Linked DNA regions of Homo sapiens: region 1 is linked to region 2. The links are chromatin loops, found by intact Hi-C in ENCODE. Cell type or tissue: A673. All regions are shown on one strand. Each heading gives the region's core, and the rest is flanking DNA. Links, peaks and the distances in the headings are about the cores only.

Region 1 (11,812 bases), core at 2,299-10,298, 57 kb before region 2:
CCTCCTCTTTGGGGATCACCCAGATCAGTCTGGGAGCTCCCACCACTTCCTTCTCAAGCCTGGGGGTTTATGCTCTCCCCTTCTTTCGGCAGTAATAATGGGATAGTTTTTTTATTTTTATTTTTTTTTGGTGGGGGCAGGAATCAGATTACTGAAAAGGAAAATATATCAGAAGACATATCCAAAATGTCATTCCCATTTTGAGTTTCGGAATAAGAGGTGAAAAGAAGACCCAGGTGAGGTTGGAATGGATGGGAGAAATGAAGAGGTGAATTCCTTGATATACATTTTGGAGAAAACAAACTGCTTATCATATTTAAAAAGATGCTTGAAGGCTGCTTTTATAGCTGTCTCTAGGGCTGCTTTAAGTGGTTGACACACACACATACATGGCACACATATATGCACATGTATTAACACATACACACATGGTGTTTGCCATTACTAATAACTAGGAGGGCATGGCCACTCTACTTTTATAACCAGGGAGATAATCATTGTTCTTTTTAAAAATCAGAATTTTGCAGCCAATTACACATTTTCCCTATGTCTCAAGTCCAGTTAATAAACTGATTTCTCCATTCTCTCCTTGTTTGCTTGTAATTTAAAAAGCAATTGCTTGACATATTTGGACTGATTACTGAATGATAGTGGTAGAATATTTATTACTTACAGGATACTTCCTATGTAGCAGGTAGTTCTAAACCCTGCAACTTATTAATTCATTGAATCCTCCTAACAACCCTATGGGGTAGGTACTAATCAGTGGCCAGAGATGATTCTGAGTGGTAGTCATCCAGTCCTTCAGAAACTCTGTGAGTCTGGCAGAGGTTAAGAACCTGGAGTGGTTTCTGGGGTGGTGGGCTGTAGACCCTCTAGCTGGCTTCCCCTTGGCCTGTGCCAGAATGCGTACGAGTGGCGCAAGGCAGAGTTGATGCCATCCTGAACTGTGTCCCATCTCTGCCCATGCATAAACTTTTCTGCTGTAGTGAATGCTCCTTTTGATGAGTAATACAGGAATCTTGTTGAAATGACAGGTATTTGGGATTGTTACTTTTGCTCATGGCAAATTCCTAAGAGGACCATGCCTGATTTGGAAGGGATATGGGGGAACAGGTCATGTATCAAGAAGTCCATCATGATGATACCAAATATATTAGTCTCTTCTTGCACTGCTATACAGAAATACCTGAGATTGAGTAATTTATATAGAAAAGAGGTTTAATTGGCTCACAGTTCTGCAGGCTATACAGGAAGCATGGCTGGCAGAGGGGGCAGGGTCTCAGGAAACTTTCAATAATGGCAGAAGGTGAACGGGAAACCAGGCACATCTTGCAGGCTTGTCTTACATGGCTGGAGCGGGAGGAAGAAGAGAGGAGGGGGTGGTGCTACACACTTTTAAACAATTAGATAGCCCACTCACTATAATGAGAACAGCACCAAAGGGGAAATTCATCCACGTGATCCAATCACTTCCCACCAAGCCTTACTCCAACACTGGGGATTACAATTTGACATGAGATTTGGGTGGGGATCCAGACCCAAACCATATCACCGTATTAGACCCACTCTGCATTCTGCAGCTCTTTATCCTTTCATACTAAAGTCTCAGGATGACCAAAACATTTCTTCTTGGTTCTCACTCAGATGGGCTTCTTCCCAACTTAAAATATAAACTACTCTTCAGGAAGCACTGTGGCTTACTAAATAAACAGTGAGTGATCCTCAGTGCTCATCACAGTGCTGGGCACTTGGTCAATGCTCAAAAACATGCTGAATAAATGAATGCAAAAAAGTCTTTCCTCCTCCCACACCTGCCCGCCAGAGAACAACCCCCCTTTGACTATAATTTTCCTTTACCTACCCAAATCTTATAAAATGGCCCCACCCATATCTCCCTTCGCTGACTCTCTATTCGGACTCAGCCCGCCTGCACCCAGGTGAAATAAACAGCCTTGTTGCACACACACACACACACACACACAAAGAATTCATTGCTCTTAGCTTTTGCACTGTTTCCTTTTGTAGACCTTCCTACATAAGTATTTGTGTATATGTCTGTATTTCCTGAATGAATAACTCCAAGTTTCTTGAGGATAGGGGCCTGTCCCTTATTAATTTCTCTAAGTCCAACACATTGTACAGTGCCAAGCGCAGAGTGGAGGTACTCAGTATAAGTCTGTTGAAATTCAGTGAAATGAAGGCAGAGTGATCTGATACTTTGGCTGGCTTTCAGAAAAATCATCTAGCATAGGAATAGAAAAACTAGAAATGAAGGGAGCCAGGGCTACACTCCCCAAGAGTGATAAATTGAGAAATAAGTTTTAAGCCTGGGAGTGCATTTTGAAGCAAATTGGCAAGAGATATGGGCCATAAGCACATTTCTCAAGGTCTGTGTCATTCCTTGGTGGAATTTTCGGAGGCAGACCTAGCCTGGAATGGTCTTCTCCTTTCCTGACCTCCTGTGTCTCCCATTAACTTCTTTAGTTTGTTATTGGTTTATTGTCCTGTGCTATTAACTGTATCCTCAATGTTTATGTTTTATCTTTACAGCTTGATTGAGAGCTATTTAAGGGTGATTCCTTCTTGGGCTTTCTTATGTCTCCCTTTTATCAGGTTCTGGGAGCCTCTTCCCCTCTTTCCAACATCTCTCTCTCTTTACAGCAGGCCTTGGGAAACTCCCTGTCCTCCAAAAGCCTCTTTCCCACCATTCTGCTTGAGGTTTCTGGCTCCAGTCTTGTAACTCTCTGATTTCTTTCTGCCTTTTCTGCTTTTGCAGAGAAATTTTGGTTCAATCCCTTGCTTCCTTCTGGTTTGCAGCTTTGCCTTCAATGAAATCCTTTGGATTCCTTGTGCTTAAAACTCTGGTTGCAGGCCAGTCATTCCTCTCTCTCATTTCTCCATCCAGTCTGACTCTAGGCTTTTCCCCAGGTTCTTGGCCATGGGCCCTGGCTTGTCTTGGAGGAGAGTTTGCCCAAAGTGAAGCACTGAGTAAATATTTGATACCTGATGACACATGCTTTCCATGATTCTTTCTCCCATTAAAAGAGCTGTTGTTATTAGTTTTTTAATCCGAGGAATTTTATCTTTATCTTGAAAATATATATAAATGTTTATTAGGTTATTTAATTTCATCTAGATCTTAGGAAAGCATGGATTACTAAAATTCATATGTGGTGTAATATTTTGCCGCCTCCTTGTGAAGCATGACTTGGAAAAAGAAATACATAGTTAGTTGGCTGACCCTGGTTGCTATCTTGGGCAAATCATTTACCTCTCTGAACTTGGCTCTTTTCTGTAAAATGAAAACAGAAACGGAGGTCATAGATATGGCATAGAAGTTTGGTGAGGCCCAGTTGTGTTAACATTTGTGAAAGAATTTGTAAACATTAAAGTTTAAAGTTTATTTGTTATGCATATATAAACATTATTATTCTTATATGTGATTAAAACTGTAGCCAAGCACTCTAAAAGTTTTCCTCCTACCCAAGAGATATCAAAATGGAATGCTGTGTTTTATTACAACTGGCTAAAACAACTAAAGAACTTTGAATGTGAGTGACTCCCTTACATCAGTCCTTACTGAAAACTTTCTTTACCTACACACAATAGGACGTGTTGGAACACTCATGGACACTGCACAGCTCTATTGGCTCGTTCCACACTGTGCAGAGAGCAAGTTTGACATAACCACTATCAACTCATTTGTGAATACAGGTTGAATATCCCAAATGTAAAAATGAAAAACTAAAATGCTCAAAAATCCAAAATGTTTTGAGCACTAACATCATGCTCAAGGGATATGCTCATTGGAACATTTAGGATTTTAGATTTTTGGATTTAGGTTGCTCAATCAGCAAGTCTAATGCAAATATTCCAAAATCTAAAAGGATCCAAAATCTGAAACACTTCTGATTGCAAGCATTTTGGATATAGAATAGTCAACCTTAAAATTCCCAACTTTTACCTTTAACCTAGTTCAGTACATTTCTTCATTGGAATATATTCTCTTGCCTGGCAACCAAATAAACTTGTACATTCTTTTTTTAAAAATGTATTTATTGGCCAGGCTCAGTGGCTCATGCCTATAATCCCAGCACTTTGGGAGGCTGAGGTGGGCAGATCACTTGAGGTCAGGAGTTTGAGACCAGCCTGGCCAGCATGGTGAAAACCCGTCTCTACTAAAGAAACACAAAAAATTAGCTGGGCATGGTGATGCGTGCCTATAATCCCAGCTACTCGGGAGGCTGAGGCAGGAGAATTGCTTGAACTCAGGAGGCGGAGCTTGCGTGAGCTGAGATCGCGCCACTGCATTCCAGCCTGGGCAACAGAGCGAGACTCTGTCACAGACACACACACACAGACACACACACACACAGACACACACACAAAGTATTTATTATTGCTGGGAGCGGTGGCTCACGCCTGTAATCCCAGCACTTTGGGAGGCCGAGGTGGGTGGATCATGAGGTCAGGAGATTGAGACCATCCTGGCTAACACGGTGAAACCCCATCTCTACTAAAAATACAAAAAAAATAGCCAGGTGTGGTGGCGTGCGCCTGTAGTCCCAGCTACTCGGGAGGCTGAGGCAGGAGAATGGTGGGAACCCGGGAGGCAGAGCTTGTGGTGAGCCGAGATTGAGCCACTGCACTCCAGCCTGGGTGACAGAGCGAGACTCTGTCTCAAAAAAAAAAAAAAAAGTATTTATTATTATTATTTAAGTCCAGTGAACTTTATTATTTGACAGCATTATCTGCTGTCCCAACCTCACCTCTTCCTGTATTAGTCATGAGTTTTCTTCTTGCTCCATCTAATTAAGTGTTGGGAACACATCTACCAACCTCAAGTCCCACCTCCTCCATGATTCTTCTCTGATTCATGTCCAGAGATTTCTCCCTTTGCTGAATTTCTTTCATGGTAAAGAACATTTGCCGTCTTTTGGCCTCCCTTCTTGCATTCCTCCCTCCTGATAGCACCTCAGTGCCTTTGGGGGAATTACTCAGTGGGTGGAGTTGCAGAGAAATGATAAACCCAGAGGCTCTGCCCTCCTACGTGAGAGGCTGAGAAATCCATACAGTTCTTTTCCATTAGATCCTTCCTATTATTGCCCCAGTATGGTCAAAGGGACCAGCCCACTGGACTCTTTCTACTGAGACTTTGAATCTTGAGTAGAATCTTGGAAGACACGAAGAACTGTTAATTCATTTTGAGGCTTCATGCCTCTTCAGCCTTCTTTTCTATCCCATGATACTCCATGTGCTTACACTAAGTTTCTTTTCTACTTCAGTCACTGTTTCATGCAACAAACATAACCCTAAATGATGCATTATTTATTTCATTTAATTAAACCTGCCATCTAATGCTACACATTAAAATTTAAGCATTTCCTGAGTACTTGTCTTGTCAGCTAGATTCTTTAACTAGATTATTGTATTAGCCTATTATCCTATGAGTCAACTAGATTCTTTGCTCCATGAGGTCAGAAACCATATCTTATTTTTCTCTGGATGCCTCTCCCTGTCAGTGTCCTAGGATGCATTTTATTACAAATAGCTAAAACACTTAAGAACTATAAACCTGAGTGACTCCCTGACACCACTCCTTACTGAACCTAACTGAAAATTTTCTTTACCTACAAACAATAGGATATGTTGGAACACCTACATACAGTGCACGGATCTATCAGCTTATTCCACACTGTCCAAAGAGCTAAGACTCTATGAACTTTTGTTGATTAGTAGATAATAGACAGCTGGAGCTTCTTAATACCAGACTTACGCACCTAACCTTTTGGGGAAATGTGCTCCAAAGGTCTGTGGCAAGGACTCTGGATCCACTGTTGCATGTTTGAGCGCCTCTGGACAAGTCTTTAGAACTTTTCCTTTAATTTGCCTTTGCTTCCTTCAAGGGGAAAATGAGATGAATAAATGACCTCCATCAGCTAACCACACAGGAGTGGTTTGATGCATAATCCAATGTGCCAAACACGGCTGTGCTTTGAGCTTCTTAGAAGTATCTACTATATAAATACTATATGGGTATAACCAGAAAGATTTAGTTTTGAAAATAAAATGTACCCTTCCTGCTCCTCATAACCCTTTGTTAAGGCATGTGCCTATTAATCTTCCCCAGGGATATGTATATTTCAATAGGAAGAGTGAAGCTGGAGTTTGGCACATCCCTATTTCTTCTCTCCCTCTTCCTTTCTGTTTTGCACACTGCATCTGCCATCACAACGCACTGACACATTACATGGTTAGGTCTGTTTATCTACTCAAGATATCTTTATTGGACACCTACTCTGTGAGGTGCTGGAACAGGCTCTGAGAACATGACGTATAAAAATACTGTGCTTGGGCTGGGCGCGGTGGCTCACACCTGTAATCTCAGCACTTTGGGAGGCCAAGGAGGGTGGGTCATCTGAGGTCAGGAGTTTGAGACCAGCCAGGCCAACATGGTGAAACCCTGTCTTTACTAAAAATACAAAAACTTAGCTGGGAGTGGTGATGTATGCCTGTAATTCCAATTACTCAGGAGGCTGAGGCGGGAGAATTGCTTGAACCTGGGAGGCAGAGTTTGCAGTGAGCCGAGACCACACCACTGCCCTCTAGCCTGGGCGAAAGAGTGAGAGAGACTGTCTCAAAAAACAAAAAACAAAAACAAATAAAAAAAACTGTCCTTTGTCACTAGGTAAGACAGAGATGCATGCATCCCTTCATTCATTTGTTCAACAAATATTTATGGAGTTGACTATGTGCCAGACACTCTTCTGGGTTCCAGGATATGGTAGTGAATAATGCAAACTCCCCTTTGAATTCTCTAGGACACATGCTACAATAGAGGCACATGCAAGTTTCAGTGAGAATGATCTCCCAAGGGAGGCCTCCTGGGACTGAGTCTCAAGGGCATACATGGCAGGAATTAATAGAACGGAAGAGGACACAGATGAACTTGTGTGGAGTTCCATATCATTATAGAAGAGCACAGAAATGTGAAGATGGAACAGATCAAGGACCAGGAGCCAGTGGCAGAAGGGATTCCTTATTTTATGAATATAAAACCAGTCCCTGATAACATGAAAAAAAAAATTTAACTGTTTGAAGCTTCCTCCTCCAAATTCGACCCACCGATGATGGGTCTGAAAAATTTTACCTGCTTGGTTTGCAAGAGGCATTTGATGTTTATTATTCAATCTTTCTATGGAGCAACCATTGCAGGATTGGAACTTCTTTGCATTAAAAGCAGCAGTTGCATAGCATGGTATTCCTGAATTTCTCTCATAGGTAGAGGATGTTTTTATTATTTTAAGATGCAAGCCAAGTATTATCAGAAGGCATAGGCACTTGGGAGTTACCAAAATTTCAGATGATTCACAAGCTGGCAGTGACAGACGGTGACATCTTGATTTAACACTCCCCTGGTGAAGAGGGAAACAGCAATTTTTAAAACTGCATCCATGACTGTGTTTGGGTCACTTTTGAACCATTTGTATGTAATTCAGGATTTACTGGATTTTTTTGAACATTCAAATGTAATTCCAGGCTTAACAAGTTGCTCTGCAAACTATCAAATATTTATATTGTTTTTTTCCAAATGTATTTATTATTTACTGTACAGTCTATGAAATATTTACACTGATTTTTAAAGAAAAGATATACATTATTTACATTGCCTTGAAATTTCTCCTGATGCAGGTAAAATGACACAGCACAGAAGGCTGAAAGACTCCCAGGGATGCCTCTCAGGTTTGTCAGTAAACGCACGGAGGCTCTGTCCCTCAGGAAAACACCTGACAGTGGAGTTATGTAATTAAAACAAGGTGGGGATCACCCAGGTTTCCTTGGAGTCCCTACTTCCTCATAGTTCTTGGGTCTCCAATGGCAAGAGGGAAAGTTGGAACGGTTCCTACCAGCTTCTCTCTTTATTCTCCCAGGTTTCCAGGTGCCTTTCCTTACAGGATGGGCAGCACCTTGATTTTCTCTCTGGGACCCAGAATATCCCCAGCTGCAGAAGGAATGATTCTTTTCCAGGAAAATAGAGTTGAGGTTCCCCAGATTGAACTGACTGTCAAACTTAACTGGCAATATTATTAATAACATGTATTCTCAGCCTCTATCTTATCCCAGGAGATTCTGAGTATGTCAGTTTGGGATGCTGCCTGGTAATCTATAGTCTTAAAAATGTGCCTGTATGGGAGGATTGCGTGAGGCCAGGAGTTTGAGATCAGCCTGAGCAACATAGTGAGACCCTGTATATACAAAAAAATATTAAAAAATAGCCAGGTAGGCTAGGCGCAGTGGCTCATGCCTGTAATCCCAGCACTTTGGGAGGCCGAGGTGGGTGGATCACGAGGTCCGGAGATTGAGACCATCTTTGCCAACCTGGTGAAACCCTGTCTCTACTAAAAATACAAAAATTACCTGGGTGTGGTGGCATGCGCCTGTAGTTCCAGCTACTAGGGAGGCTGAGGCGGGAGAATTGCTTGAATCCGGGAGGCAGAGGTTGCAGTGAGCCGAGATCACCCCACTGCACTCTAGCCTCGCGACAGAGTGAGACTCCGTATTAATAAAATAAAATAAAAATAAAAATAAAAATTAAAAATATAATAAAATAGCCAGGTACAGTTGTGTGCACCTGTAGTCCCGGCTACTCTGGAGGCTGAGGGGGGAGGAGCACTTGAGCCTGGGAATTGGAGAGTCCAGTGAACCATGATTGTGCCATTGCACTCCAGTCTGGGCAACAGAGTGAGACCCTGTCTCCAAAAAGAGAAGCGTGCCTATCGATTCTGATTGTCTAGTAAGTGTGGGAACCTTTGGAGGAGAACCTTATTTATGTGTGTTTTCTTTTAATTTGAAACATACTTAGATGATTCTCAGTCTCCTCTCATCTGGCTGTCCACCCTCTCTTACCTTGTTTGTAGATGTCTGAAATCACCCTACTAAGTCTTGGTGAATGACTCATCCCCACTCAGGACTGGTGTGGGATATTGGTATGGGACATTAGCACATGGTCCTTTTCTTAGGCAGATGCCCTCTTGACGAATTGATCTCATAAAATGATGCCTTGACATTCTTATCTTTGCAACCACTACTGAACTTTCTTTCCTGATAGTAACGTCTTCAGTCCATGCTTCCCTGAGTCACATGACCTACTTCAGCTTTGTTTACAGCTCTACCATAGCTGGTTTTGGGGATTTGCCATTAGATACTCTTAGAATCTGTCTTGAAAGAAACCTGAATATAGGACTTAGGATCCTACTTAAGTATGCATTTTTTTAATTTAATTTAATTTATTATTATTATTATTATTATTATTTGCTATTTAGCTTAACACATTTCCACCTTAGTGACTAGAAACTGGTTTCTGGGAGCATTTTTGGTTTTGGATCTCAGTTGCAATGTTGAAATTTGTAGGTTGGCCTAAGTCAAGTAGAAGATACTGTGTATCTAGGCCTGTGATTAGTGCTGTGGGGTAGAAAGAAGAGGAAGACTTTGCTCCTTCTCCATAAAATTTTTACATTCTGGTCAAGAGGATAAAACCAATGTATACATGTTAGTTAGGATAGGCTGCAGTAACAAACAACTTTGCTTTCTAGTCTCAGAAACTTTAAAAACAGGATTTATTTCTTATTAAATTACAAATCAAGCAAGAATTATCAGGGAGATTCTGCTTATTTTTGTCTTGTGTGGTTTGTTTTTAAATCACTCTATTGAAGTATAATTTACACACAATGAACTGGATTTATTTTAAGAGTACAATCCAATGAGTTATGACGTGTCACCATAATCTATACATAGATCATTTCCATCACCCAAAAAATTCTCCTGGTATCCTTTCACAGGATGCCACCATCCTCTGCCCTATGCAACCACTGATACAGCACTGCAGATTTCTGTCACCATAGATTAGTTTTATCTGTTCCACAATTTCATAGAAATGCAATCATACAGAACATACTTTTTTCTGTCTAGCTTCTTTCAGTTAACATGCTTTTGTGATTCATCCATGTTAGTGTGTGTATCAGTAGCTCATTCATTTTATTGTTGGAGTAGTATAGATTCTGCTTATCACAGTCACTTAGGATCCAGACTGATAGGGGCCTTGTCTCAACAAATGCTTCCAGGATTGATGACTGACGCTGGGGAAAGGACTCTAGAGGGTCTCTCACCAGCAATTAAATGGCGTAGCCTGAAAGTGATATGTCACTTCTGACTACAACTCATTGGCCAGAACTACTCCTGTGGGCTTCCCCCACCCCAAATAGCAGGAAGGGTGGAAAAGGACAATTCCCTTGTGTGCCTAAAAGGAGGAGAACAGAGTATTGTCATTTACCATAGTATGAAGAGGATACAGATTAACCCTTGAACAATGTGGGAGTTAAGGGTGCTGAACCCCCATGCAGTGAAAAAATCTGTATAAAACTTTTGACTTGGCCGGGTGCAATGGCTCACACCTGTAATCCCAGCATTTTGGGAGGCCGAGGTGAGTGGGTCACCTGAGGTCAGGAGTTCGAGACCAGCCTGGCCAACATTGTGAAACCCTGTCTTTACTAAAAATACAAAAATCAGCCAGTGTGGTGGCATGCGCCTGTAATCCCAGCTACTTGGGAGGCTGAGGCAGGAAAATCGGCTTGAACCCAGGAGGCGGAGGTTGCAGTGAGCCGAGATCGTGCCACTGCACTTCAGCCTGGGTGACAAAGCGAGACTCTATCTCGAAAAAAAAAGAAAAGAAAAGAAAAGAAAACTTTTGACTCCCCTAAACTTAACCAATAGCTCACTGTTAATCAGAAGCCTTACCTATAACATAAACAGTCAATTAACACATTTTTTATGTTAGATGTATTATATGCTCTGTCCTTATAATACAGCAAGCTAGAGATAAAGAAATGTTATTAAGAAAATCATAAAGAAGAGAAAATATATTTACTATTCATTAAGTGGAAGTGGGTTATCAAAAAGGTATTCATCCTTTTCATCTTCACACTGAGTAGGCAGAGGAAGAGGAAGAAGAGAAGAGGAAGGGTTGGTCTTTCTGTCTCAGGGTTGGCAGAGGAGGAAGAAAATCCAGGTGTAAGTGTACCCATAAGTTCAACTCCTTGTTGTTCATGGGTCACCTATATATATATAATCAAGTGCTGAGTGCAACTCATGCAGTACACGCAGTGAAGAGAGAAAGTACCTGCGAAAGGTATAGGGTAAACCTTTGTAGGTGGGTGCAAGAGACTAGGGAGAATAACAGCAGCCACAATATCTTTGGTCATGAAGTGTACGCTATGTAACACCAGGAAAGGGGCTAAAAAATTAAATCACTGTCCAATTTAATCACGATGACAACCATTTGAGATAGATACTATTTTTATTAATATCTACATTTTATAGATAAGGATATTGAGGTTTAGAGAATGTTAAATACATTTTCCAAGATCTCAGAGCTAATAAATGGTGCAGCCGGGATTTGAACTGAGAGAGTCGTAGTTTAGAGGATGGAGAAAATTCGAGTAAAAGCAAGAAAATGGAAATGAGCCTGGTGTATTTGTGGCACGAGGAAGAGACCACCCTGCCACAAACAGCAGGGTGGTCTGCAATTAGTAGAGGACCAAAGTTAGCTTTATTTCCAATTCTACATACAGTACAAGGAAATCTTCAAGACTTTTTGGGAAATAAGAGTATCTGTGGTCTTAAAAGAAGTAAAATAAGATTGCTGCCTTTGGTAAATAACTTTGACTTTTGGGGATTTGACCTTTAGTTTTTAACATGCTTTAAGACATTGCTGACCTATGGGATTATGCATAATTTACTCCTATCATCAGTT
Region 2 (11,812 bases), core at 1,718-9,717:
AGGCTATCATGAGGTTTGCAAATAATATAACCAATTCTTTTAAACTGATGACAACTTAACACTGATTGCATAAACAAAGGAACAAACAGGCAAAGAGAAAACTAACAAAAACTCTACACTTTAACTTCATCCCACTGCTTTTTAACATTTTATTGTTTATATTTATATCTTATTATACTGCCTATGTCTTGAAAAGTTGATGTAGTTATTATTTTTGATAGGTTCATCTTTTAGACTTTCTATTCAAGATCTGAGTAGTTTATACACCACAGTAATACAGTTATAATAATCTGTGTTTTTCTGTGTATATACTATTGCCAGTGAGTTTTGTACTTTCAGAGGATTTCTCATTACTCATTACCATCCTTTTCTTTCAGGGTGAAGAACTCCCTTTAGCATTTCTTGTAGAACAGGTCTGGTGTTCATAACATTCCTCAGCTATTGTTTGTCTGGGAAAGTTTTTATATCTCCTTTATGTTTAAAGGATATTTTCACTAGATGTACTAATCAGGATAAAAGATTTTTCCTTTGGCACTTTAAATACGTCATGGCACTCTCTCTTAGCCTATAAGATTTCCACTAAGAAGTCTACTACCATGGGCACTGGAACTCCTTTTTATGTTGTTTCCTTTCTCTTGCTGCTTTTAGAATCCCTTCTTTATCCTTGACCTTTGGGAGTTTGATTATTAAATATATTGAGGTAGTCTTATCTGTGTTAAATCTGCTGGGTGTTCTATAACCTCCTTGTACTTGAATATTGATATCTTTTACTTGTACTTGAATATTGATATCTTTTTCTAGTTTTGGGAAGTTTTCTGTTATTATCCCTCTTAATAAACTTTCTACCATGACCTCTCTCTCTCTTTACCTCCTCTTTAAGGCCAATAACTCCTAGATTTGCCCTTTTGAGGCTATTTTCTAGATCTCATAGGTGTGCTTCATTCCTTTTTATTCTTTTTTTTCTTTTGTCTTCTCTGACTGTATTTTCAAATAGCCTTTCTTCAAGCTTACTAATTCTTTCTTCTGATTGATCAATTCTACTGTTAAGGAACTCTAATATATTCTTCAGTATGTCAGTTGCATTTTTTGGCTCTAGAATTTCTGCTTGATTCTTTTAAATTATTTCAATCCCTTTGTTAAATTTACCTGATGGGATTCTGAATTCCTTCTCTGTGTTATCTTGATTTTCATTGCGCTTCCTCAAAACAGCTATTTTGAATTCTCTGTCTGAAAAGTGACATATTTCTGTCTGTCTGAGATTGTTCACTAGTGCCTTATTTAGTTCATTTGGTGAGGTTGTGTTTTCCTAGATGGTATTGATACTTGTAGGTATTCCTTGGTGTCTGGGTATTGAAGAGTTAGATATTTATTGCAGTCTTTACAGTCTGGGCTTGTTTGTATTAATCCTTCTCAGGAAGGCTTTCCAAGTATTTGAAGGGAGTTGGGTGTTGTGATCTAAGTCTTTGGTCACTGCAGCTGGAATCTGCATTGGGGGGACCCTACCCAGTAACGCTGTGGCTCTTGCAGACTCATAGAGTACTGCCTTGGTAGTCTTAGGTAAGAACCAGGAGAATTCCCTGGCTTACCAGGCAGAGACTCTTGTTCTCTTTCCTTACTCTCCCTCAAACAATGAAGTCTCTCTCTGTGCTGAGGTGCTTGGAGCTGAAGGAGGGGTAACACAAACACCTCTGTGGTCACCACCACTGTGACTGAATTGGATCAGACCCAAAGCCAGTGCAGCACTGGATCTTGCCCAAGGCCTGTGGTGACCACTTCCTGGCTACTGCCCATATTCACTCAAGGCCCAATGACTCTACAATTAGAAGGCAGTAAATCCAGCCAGCCTGTGTCCTTCCTTTCAGGGTGATGAGTTTCCCAGTTCCTAGGCAAGTTTAGAGATGCCATCAAGGGGCCAGAGCCTAGAGTTGGGAACCTTAGGAATCTAGCTGGTGATCTATTCTACTGCAGCTGAGCTGGCACCCAAGCTGCAAGACGAAGTCCTTCCTACTCTTCCCTCACCATTTTTCCCTTTACTTTTTTCAGGCAGAAGAGTCTCTCTCTGTGGCCACCACTGCCCTGGACCCATGGTGATTACTGCCTGGAAACTGTCAATGTTCACTTAAGGCCCAAAGTCTCTTCAGTCAGATTGTGGTGAATGCTGTGAGTCCTCAGTCTCTCCCTTCAGGGAAGTGAGCTCCCTGTTGGCCCCAGGGAGGTCCAGAAATGAGCTGAGGCCTAGAATCAGGGACTCTAGGAACCTGCATACTGCTGTACCCCACTGTGGCTGAGCTAGTGCCCAAGCTGTAAGACGAAGTTCTCTTACTATTCCCTGTCCTTTACGTAAGCAGAAAAGATCTCTCCCCACAGCTGGGAATGTGCTGGGTCACACATGAAGCCAACATGGCTCTGAGTCTCACCCAAGGCCCATGGTGAGTAAGGCCTTGTGGCCACTACTCATTATTCAGAACTCAAGGGCTCTCTAGTCAGCAGGTGATGAATTCTGCCAGGATTGGGTCCTTCCCTTCAAGGCAATGGGTTCCCTTCTGGCCCAGGGCATGTCTAGAAATGTTATCCAGGAGCTAGGGCATGGAATAAGGGCCTTAGGACTCTTAGCTGTGCCAAATTTTCCTGTGGCTGAGCTGGTATCCAAGTTTAAGATAAAGTCCTCTTTGCTTTCACCTCTCCTCTCCTCAAGCAGAACGAAGGAGTCACTTTCAGAGCTGTGAGCAGCACTGCCAGGAGTTGGGGAAGGAGTGACACAAGCAGTCCCTTGGTTGCCCCAGCTGGTGTTTCATTAGGTCCTGTGCTCCCCAAGTCTGTTGGCTCTGAGCCCAGCACAGCACCAGGACTTGCCCGGGAATTGTAGTCCTTGTGACCTAAACTGCCTTTCAGTTTTATTTAGGACCCAGAACACTTTAGCTCACCATGGCGGGGCTTGCTGGAGCTCAGGTTCTTAGCTGGGATGGACAATTCCCCTCTGGCTAGGGTTGCTCTAAATGTTCCCTCTGTGTGGGCCAGCTGAGTTCTGCCCATGTAGCTTTCTGCTGTTGACAGGGCAGCACTGAGTTACAATGCGAAGTCCCACAATTACCACATTCTTCCTGCCGCAAGTGCACAGATTATCTCTCTGTGCCACTGGGCTGCTGCCGGGGGATGGGGCTGGTGGTGTCAGTGATTCAAGATTATGTCTTCTACCCTCTTCAGTGCCTCTTTCCTTAATATGATGTTAAAACCACTGTGATCACTCACTTGATTTTTGGTTCTTATGAAGGCCTTTTTTAATGTGGATATTTGTTTAATTTGGTGTTCCTGCAGGGAGGGAGAATGATCACTGGAGGCTTCTATTTGGCCATCTTGCTCTACCTCCCTATCGCTTATTCTCTTTTTTAAATGACTTGAACAAGAAAAAAAATCATTAGCCTATGTCTCACTACAGAGATGCAACAAATTAATAACTTTTATTTTACTGTGTCTATCTGCTTTGAAAATTTCAATCTGCCCAATGAATGTTTTGGATAAGCTGGGACTCGTTCTGTTAAAATTAGCTCTAAGTCAGTCAGGTGTGGTTTCAGTAATCCAATCAGTACATTTTATTTGTAGAAAAAACTGATGCTTAAAGCATAGCAAAGAACAGTTGAAATGGTAGTGAGGAGAGTGGTTGCAGCTTTGAATTTATTAAAGGAGTTTTTGGAGGTGTAGAAAGTATTAAGTGATAGTGGGAGAGCAAGGGACTTAAATCAGAAGGCCTGGCTTCCAATCATGACTTTGCTGCTCACGAGGTGTGCAACTCTGGTTATGTTCCTTGGCCTCCCTAAGCCTTAGTGTCTTCAACTGTAAAAGCAATAACTGTAATTACTCAATAGGATTATTGTGAATACAAAGTGTATTATTGTAAGTGTAACACTAAGATGCCATATGGTACAGTGGCCAGTAGTGAGCAATTGGGACTGAATAAATAATATTTGAAACTGTACTTTAGCACTTTTATAAATTTTACAGAGAAAAGTGGTAACCTTTCTTCTTAAGAGGCCATTTATAGTCATTCTAATAATTGCTTATTTTTATACTGAGATATGGATAAAATGAAAAGAGAGGTAAGAGACAGTCCTGACAGTTAATTTTATTAAACTCATGTTCCAGGAAATAGTTCTTGGTTAGGCACAATGTTTAAGAACAATAACCAGAACAATGACTATAACAATGATGATAATAAGGCCCAGAATTGCAAGTTTTGGCAGCCTGACAATCTGTTCTTATGATTTGTGATTGGACACATTTTTCTCAAAGTAACAAACTGCTTGTACGAGGCACCAGCAGAATCTTCTGAACATCTGTAGTCCAAGGGAGCTAATTTTGCATGCTTTAAGAAGGTGCAGACAGGGAAGTGTGTCTGTGGAATTCTCTTTGCATAACTCTCTCTGAGATGCCCAATGGATGCTTGGTGATAGTGGTGGACATTTGCACGTAAGAAATCAAGGGGGAAAAGAGGAGCCCCACCTGTCATGCTCAAAATACGTTATCTATCATTGTTGATCAGGGCTGGTCTGTTTCCTTTTCATAAGAGGGATATTCTGTTTTTTGTTTTTTTTTAACTTGTTTCCTTGAAAATTAAACTGGAAGGTTACACCTTAGGAAATTGGGTTTGATTCTTTCCAGAATAAAAATTAAAAAAAAACAAATCCTGCTGGGATAAAAATATTTCATGAATTCAGCAATAACTGAATTCCCTTAACTCCAGGCTTGAGTTAGGTCTCTGTTCCAGCAATGAGATCAGCTTTTTGTCAGCACGCTTTCCTGATTCTTTACCCACAACCTGGTAGATTACTTTGGAGTTCATATTAATACATTGAAACTTCAAATTTCCTTAATTAAATGAGATACATGGAAAAGCACTTAGACAGTCTAGAGATACAATAAAGCAAATAAAATACTAGTCTGCTTCCTTATTTTTGTATTTCTTTCTTCTTTGCCCCTAACAATGATTGATGAAAACTTTACATCAATATGCTGATGATTTCTAAGATGATTTTTTTAGAACAATGCTCTGTGCAAACACAAAAGCAAAAATAACAGCAGAGAGTTTCTTCCACTTTTTGAGCTATTTTTGTAAGCCCACAAGATACATTGGGTCATTTATGGCTTCCTGGCGAGTTTTTCTTAATTGGATCTCAATGAGGTTCCATTTTATTCAATCAACACCTCAGAGAGAAAATTATTTGTATGAATTTGTGGCCTATTTTTGATTTTGTTTTGATCCTAGTAAGCTATTTACAATTTGAATCATTGACTGATGGAGAACATTCATGAAAAGTTAAAATTTAATTGTACCACACGACAGAGCATATTTACTTTTATTTCTCCTCTGGGAAATTTTATGGAACATATTTTTCTCTTTGCATCCAGACTGGCAGAATCTTTTAACATAATACATCAAAAAATACTACCCCTAAACTGGTAAATTTATTCAAACTCACTCACTTCCTTCCTTCCTTCCTTCCTTCCTTCCTTCCTTCCTTCCTTCCTTCCTTCCTTCATCCTAGCTTACTGTGGGGTAAGAACTTGGTACAAAAAGGTAAAAAGACACATTATTCACTCTCAGTCTATGGGCAAAGATGAGGCAAGTTCCCATAAAGCAGTAATATAATTGCTAAAAAAAAAAAACCCTTTGGTTTATTTGCAATTGCAAATTCTTGGATATCCTATGTAGGATATTTGTTAAAGAATTTGTAATAAGTGCAGTAATGGACTATTATGCAGACATTTAAAAGTTATATTTTACAATAACATTTATTAATGTGAACAGATGATCACTATAACTTCCAAACAAAGAGACTGCACACATATACACATACAGAGCTCTCATTTGGAATACTGTAATAATAATAATAGAAAAAGCAAGTGCTGGCCGGGCACGGTGGCTCAGGCCTGTAATCCCAGCACTTTAGGAGGCCGAGGCGATGGATCATCTGAGGTCAGAAGTTCAAGACCAGCCTGGCCAACATGGCGAAACCCCATCTCTACTAAAAATATGAAAATTAGCCAGACGTGGTGCGGGGCACCTGTAATCCCAGCTACTCGGGAAGCTGAGGCAGGAGAATCGCTTGAACCCAGGAGGTGGAGATCGCAGTGAGCTGAGATTGCACCATTGCACTCCAGCCTGGGCGACAGAGCAAGACTCCATCTCAAAATAAAAAACAAAAAACAAAAAAAACAAATGCCAACACTTACTGAGTCCGCTCTGTGTGGCAGACATTGTACTGAGCGTGCCTTACAAATATTCATTTAATTCTCACAATAAGCTCTTTAGGTAGGCAATCTTATTAGCTATTCCAATGACGGGGAAACAGACTTAGGAATTACCTATCTTGCTGAAGATTAAACTGATAAGAAGGTGTAGATTTAAATTTAGCAGGCCTGATACTGAACTCATGACCACTATGCCAATTTCCCCCCACTATTTTATGTTGTTGCTCTGCTTCAGGTGTGAGAAACGAATGCAGCTACTGTGGGAATTATGAATAAACCAAAGGTTATTTTTTTGTATGCTGCAGCCCAGTTGTCCAAACCTGGATAAACCCATGGGAATGTCCTACATGCAGAAGTGTGTGCCACAGAGAAAAGAATACATGCCGAAATCACAGGCCAGATGAAATAAAGATGTGAATAGTGGTAATCTTTGAGCCATAGAGTGTGGAGTGATTTTTATTTTCTTCTTTTGCTTACCTGAGTTTACTAAATTTTCTAAGTGCATTTTCTACATGTTTAGTAAGTACATATTGCTTTTTAAATTAGAAAACAGTTATCAGAAATGAATGAAAAAAGTTAAGAAAAATACCTACAGAATAGAGTTGTGCCTATGTAATGAGAAATATTTATGAACGTTAAAAGGTAATAATTGTAATGCTTCAGTTTAGCGGCGCCTCCCCACCCCCACCCATATATCAATTAGAGTTTTAGAGTCTCATAGAAAGTGGCTGAGATAAACTGTTAAGCAATAGGAGTGAATGCCTAAGAGTCAAACAAGTCTGGAAAACGTTTATTCTTGCCCAGGTGATGGGCTGTTTTCCAATTTGAGAATCTGAAAAACATTCATGAGTGTTTATGGATAGTGTCAATTAGAAGGGACATAGGAGGCCATGAACCATATCCTTCATTTAAGAGGGCCCTGTTGAACCCTAGCCAAAAAGGATTATTGCACTGTCAGAGTTTTACAAAACATATTCCCATATTATTTGCTTAAATCTTATTTTTACTTGACTATCCCCCAAATTGTCTTTATATATACCCTTATGAAGTAGGTTAGGCCCATTTAAAAGAAGTACCACTCTAAGTAAATGGAAAATATCTGGTTACCTCCATGAGACCTCTATTAGATCACCCTTGAAGCTGAAAAGCCCAAGTTACTTTATCTTTTAAATGGAAGTCTTGCATTTTAAACCTATTTGTTCTGTGCCTTTCCCTCAATAGGCTTCCAGTCTTCATGCTTCCTCCAACGCCGAGAAAAACTTCCTGGATTGTAGCCCCTGGTAAAACATGTTCCTTTATCAAAAATGATCTGTTGGATAGATAGAGTAATGGTGGCTATATTTGCATATCTCAGCATCATGTCAGCTGGCCCTGAGTGGGTGCTTGATAAATATTATAAAATTAATACGCAAATGGCATCTTTTAAAATTGAAGCACAATTATTGGTCCAATGTCATCATATCTTCAATTCTGACTGTTTATGTCTTTTGGTTGCTATGCTTTTTAAAGACTGGTAGGGCCTCTCTTCTTTGTGGCCCTTTCTTCAGTTGGTTGCTCACATTGTTTCTCTGCAGTGAAACTCTCCTCCACATATCCTTTTCATGTTCAATTGTCTTTATTTCTGGATACTCTTCAAATACAAAAGGGCATTTAATCTTGCAATGCAAAATACCAGCCACTTTAAATTTGTGTCACCTGTAAAGCTTAATGTTGTGCTAACTATTCCATCATGCAGATCACTGGCAGAAACATAGAATACCAATATTCTTAAGTCAAAGTCAAAAAGAAATCCACTAGTGATGTTGCCCCAGTGTGCCTCAGATTGACACCAATCTATTGATTATCCTTCTGAGTACAGCCTCTGTAATAACACAGTGGATTGCTCCTGCTATCTATCAAGTATTGTGGTCTCCCAGGGAGTCACAGATGATGCATTGAAATAGTTTATTGGTGTAGAACATCTTTAGTCTCAGGAGAACAAGACATTTTATACAACAAGTGGGTGGTAAATCACATTTTTGAAAATTGAATTTTTTTAAAATGCTCTTAGGTACTGTTTAGGGAAGACCTATAATAAAACCTATTGTCAAATGAAAAATTTGTGAGAAAAGTTAATAACTATCCCCTAATGTATTTCTTTGAAATTGGCTATTTTACAGCAGATTTTCTCCAAGGAGATCGCCTGTATTCATTTTCTTCCCATAAGCTTTATAAAATCTGTAAGGGCTAACAGCTCTTGGAACTGTATGTGACTTATCTGAGGATTAATGACTCAACCTCAGTGCTTCCTTGCTGGTGTCCTGGGCTCTCTCTTAGACCTCACAGCCTCGAATGCCTTGAAAAAAAATGGCTTATCTGCCCAAATCATCCATTACTAAAACTGGCGCTTTCTGGTTTGCTTACCTTTCTTGTGTTGAGATGTTGTTTAAATATAGAACAACTAGAGAAGTTGCTGATGAGATTAGTTCTAATTGTGTGTACTGCTACCAGGAAACAGAAGTTGGCTGGCCATGTTCCAATGAAGTAGGGTGCAAGTGTGATGAATTTGTGGTTTCTCATTTAACATTAATTTGAGACAGATACCTTTGTGCATCATTAAGCCCACTGATAGCCTATAGAAGACTTATGAAATTATATCAAAATTTTGTGGGTATGTGTACCACACTTAATGGTTTTTTTCAGATTCTCAGAGGCCCACAACCTAAATAACTTTAAGAATTACTATGTTATGAGTATCTTTAGTCTTTGGCCCCCTGTTACTAGATTCTTTATTAGATATGCCCTTTAAAAATACATTATCTTTAAAAGTTTAGACTTTATTGGTAGTCAAAGCAATGTAAATATGTGTATCAGATATTACATTTTATTTATCATGTTGGTGAAGTTTACAAGGATGAAACTTCTTAGTGCTGACACACGTGTGAGAAAGGAGACACTCTCATACTGTCCCGGTGAGAGGTGATACTCTGGGTGGCAATTTGGCAAAGGTCTTGAAATATGCATATAATTGGAACAGCAATTCTGTTTTGAGGAACTTATCCTAAGGAAAAGAATTGGACAAGTATACAAAGATATGTATCTCAAGATCCTTACTGCAGTCTTGTTTATAATAGCAAGAAGTTTATAACTGTGCAATAGTAGGAATATTCATTTGAGTCAGTTATCATGCACTCATAAATAGGATTTTCACAAAATAATATAGCTGTGATTTATCATTAAGGAAAGACACTCATATTAAATAATAATGGTAGTTATAAAATAATATGTGTAGTATTGAATAGAAACTATTTGTTAGGCATGAATGGGAAAGCAGTCTGAAAGGATATACAATGAAAAGATAATCAACAAAATTATATTTCTGTTTACACTTAAATAATTAGACTTTTGATGGTTTTTCTTTTTTACCTATTTTTAAAATATATATTTTGTCAACAAATATATATATAACCTAATTTTTAAACGTATATGTCATAAAATTATAAAAGGTTATAAAATCCTAATAAAAAAAGGATGTATTTTGAGAACAGAAAAAATTTTCGGCAATAATCTAGTGGGTAAAATTTCCGTCTTCTCATTATAGACACTAAGCATTCAATTATTTAGCTATTGATTTGTAGAAAGACGACCACTTCTTTCTTGAAGATCAACTGATGTGTACATTTTGTGTTTGGGTATGGAATTATCACCTGCTATGCGCTCTATCTAGGATCACCAAATGCCTCACTAAAGGTGAGAAGAATGCCATGAGCTTCTTATACTTCATCCTCTTTTTTTCCTCTTAACCTCCAGCCCAAGGCTGAGAACAAAGTTTTCACTGCGTTAATATGTGGCCTATACAAATAAAAGCTAAAGATTTACTTATTTCATCATCAAAACTTTTATGGTATTTACTGGGTTCCAGTCACTATTCTAAGAACTTTGCAAATACAAACTCCTTAATCCTCCAAGCGACCATAGGATTGCAGGATTATTATTATCCCCATTTTATAGATGAAGGAACGGGTGCCTTACACATAGGTCGAGTAACTTGCCTGAGTCCGAGCAGCCAATGAATGAGAGTGAATGTTAACCTTAAAAGTTGGCAATTGCAGTGATATAGATGAAAACAAGAAGTGGAAAAAATCTGGGTGTTCCTACAATGAGGATGGTTTAAACAGACAATGACAGATGTTTACATTGGAATACTATGCAGCCACCAAAACGTTTTTGATAACTTTTTCCTTTTCTTTTCTTCTTAAAAAACGGCTTTATTGAGCTATAATTTGCATATCATACAATTAATCTGCTTAAAATGTTAAGTCCAATGGTGTTTAGTTTTATCACAGAGTTGTGCAATCATTATCATAATCAATTTTAGAAAATTTTCATCACCCCTCAAAAACACTGAATAAGTTGTACTTTGCCATTTCTCTCCCCACCCTCCACTTATCCTTTGCCCCTCTTCTCCCCACCCTGGGCAATCACCCCTACTTTCCACCTCTATGTATTTGCCTCTTATGGATATTTTCAGACATTCTTCCTAACTGTAATTATATATTCTTTGACCAATATCTCCCCGTCCCTCATCTCCCCTGACCACTCAAGCCTCTGGTAACCATGATGCTACTCACTACTTCTATGAGATCAACTCTTACAAATTCCACATATAAGTGAGATCATGCAGTACTTTGATAATTTTTTAATGGTGTGAGAAAATGTTTCCAATAAAATATACATCAAAGATGTCAAATGTATAACTAATACCACAGTCTTGTGCAAAAAAATAGCTAAATAAATAAAATAGAAAATAAAGACCAGTAAGTGACTATAACCAAATGCTAATGGTACCTGCTTCAAGGAGGAGTGAGACTGTAAACAATTTTAATTTATATTAGTCATTTTGTGATTTTCACAATGAATAGAGTGAACAACATTACTTTAAAATAACAGTTGTGATTTATTTTCTTCCTGTTACTATCTAGCAAGGAAAGCAACACACCTCAAGAAAAACAGCACTACAATTTAAAATCTGGAAACATGATGTCTGTTTCAGTGGTGGCACCAATACATGTTACCCTGAGCAGATATGTTAGGGAACTGAGTATAAAAGAATTTATGAATTTCCCATGAGTTCGGCTCAAACTTCAGTCTCTGGGGAACATGGGTCATTTCTTTCTTCCAGTGCTAAAATTCTGTTGGGCTTCTCGCTTTGTAAAAGTGCAAAAATTGAAAAGTGTGAAGCAAGAGTGTAATAAATAAAAAATACCATAGTAAACAGTAGACAGCCATCTAAGTAGAGGGCTTTGAGGTCTGCTGGGAAAATCTCTACAGAAAACTGGAATGTAGAACTATTTTACTATTAAATATTAATTTGTTTGCTTTTTCTTATCTGTCCAAAATTCTGATACATGATAATAACAATGATGTTTTAGTATGTAATACATTCAACATATTACCAGTAAGGTAGTAGATCTTCTTTTTCTCTAGCTAGAAACACAGACAGCTAGAAATAGAAAAACTGAGTGGATTTTTTGCATAAACAAAATTAATTATTCTGAGGCAGGAATGGAATCTGATCTGGGGACAG

Evidence for each region. A loop is a pair of places that touch in the nucleus more often than their neighbours do. Peaks named below come from ENCODE experiments on the same cell type or tissue, not always from the same donor. Only the 100,000 strongest peaks of a DNase experiment are listed, where the experiment ranks them.
Region 1: it touches region 2 in a loop (9-fold over the local background); 2 of 110 quality-filtered maps call a loop at or near these places.

The regions. Positions count from the first base shown.
Region 1 is chr2:220,274,607-220,286,418 of GRCh38, forward strand. The region is part of intron 2 of LOC105373893 (a long non-coding RNA gene); the gene reads left to right. Among named protein-coding and RNA genes, the nearest start is that of MIR4268, 370 kb to the left of the region's middle. In A673, for the core only: no CTCF peak of the experiment used is centred there; DNase peaks (open chromatin) are centred at 5,335 and 6,865; H3K27ac peaks cover 2,341 bases.
Region 2 is chr2:220,332,665-220,344,476 of GRCh38, forward strand. All of the region lies in intron 3 of LOC105373893 (a long non-coding RNA gene), which reads left to right. Among named protein-coding and RNA genes, the nearest start is that of MIR4268, 430 kb to the left of the region's middle. In A673, for the core only: no CTCF peak of the experiment used is centred there; DNase peaks (open chromatin) are centred at 2,967, 4,317, 5,147 and 5,397; H3K27ac peaks cover 6,840 bases.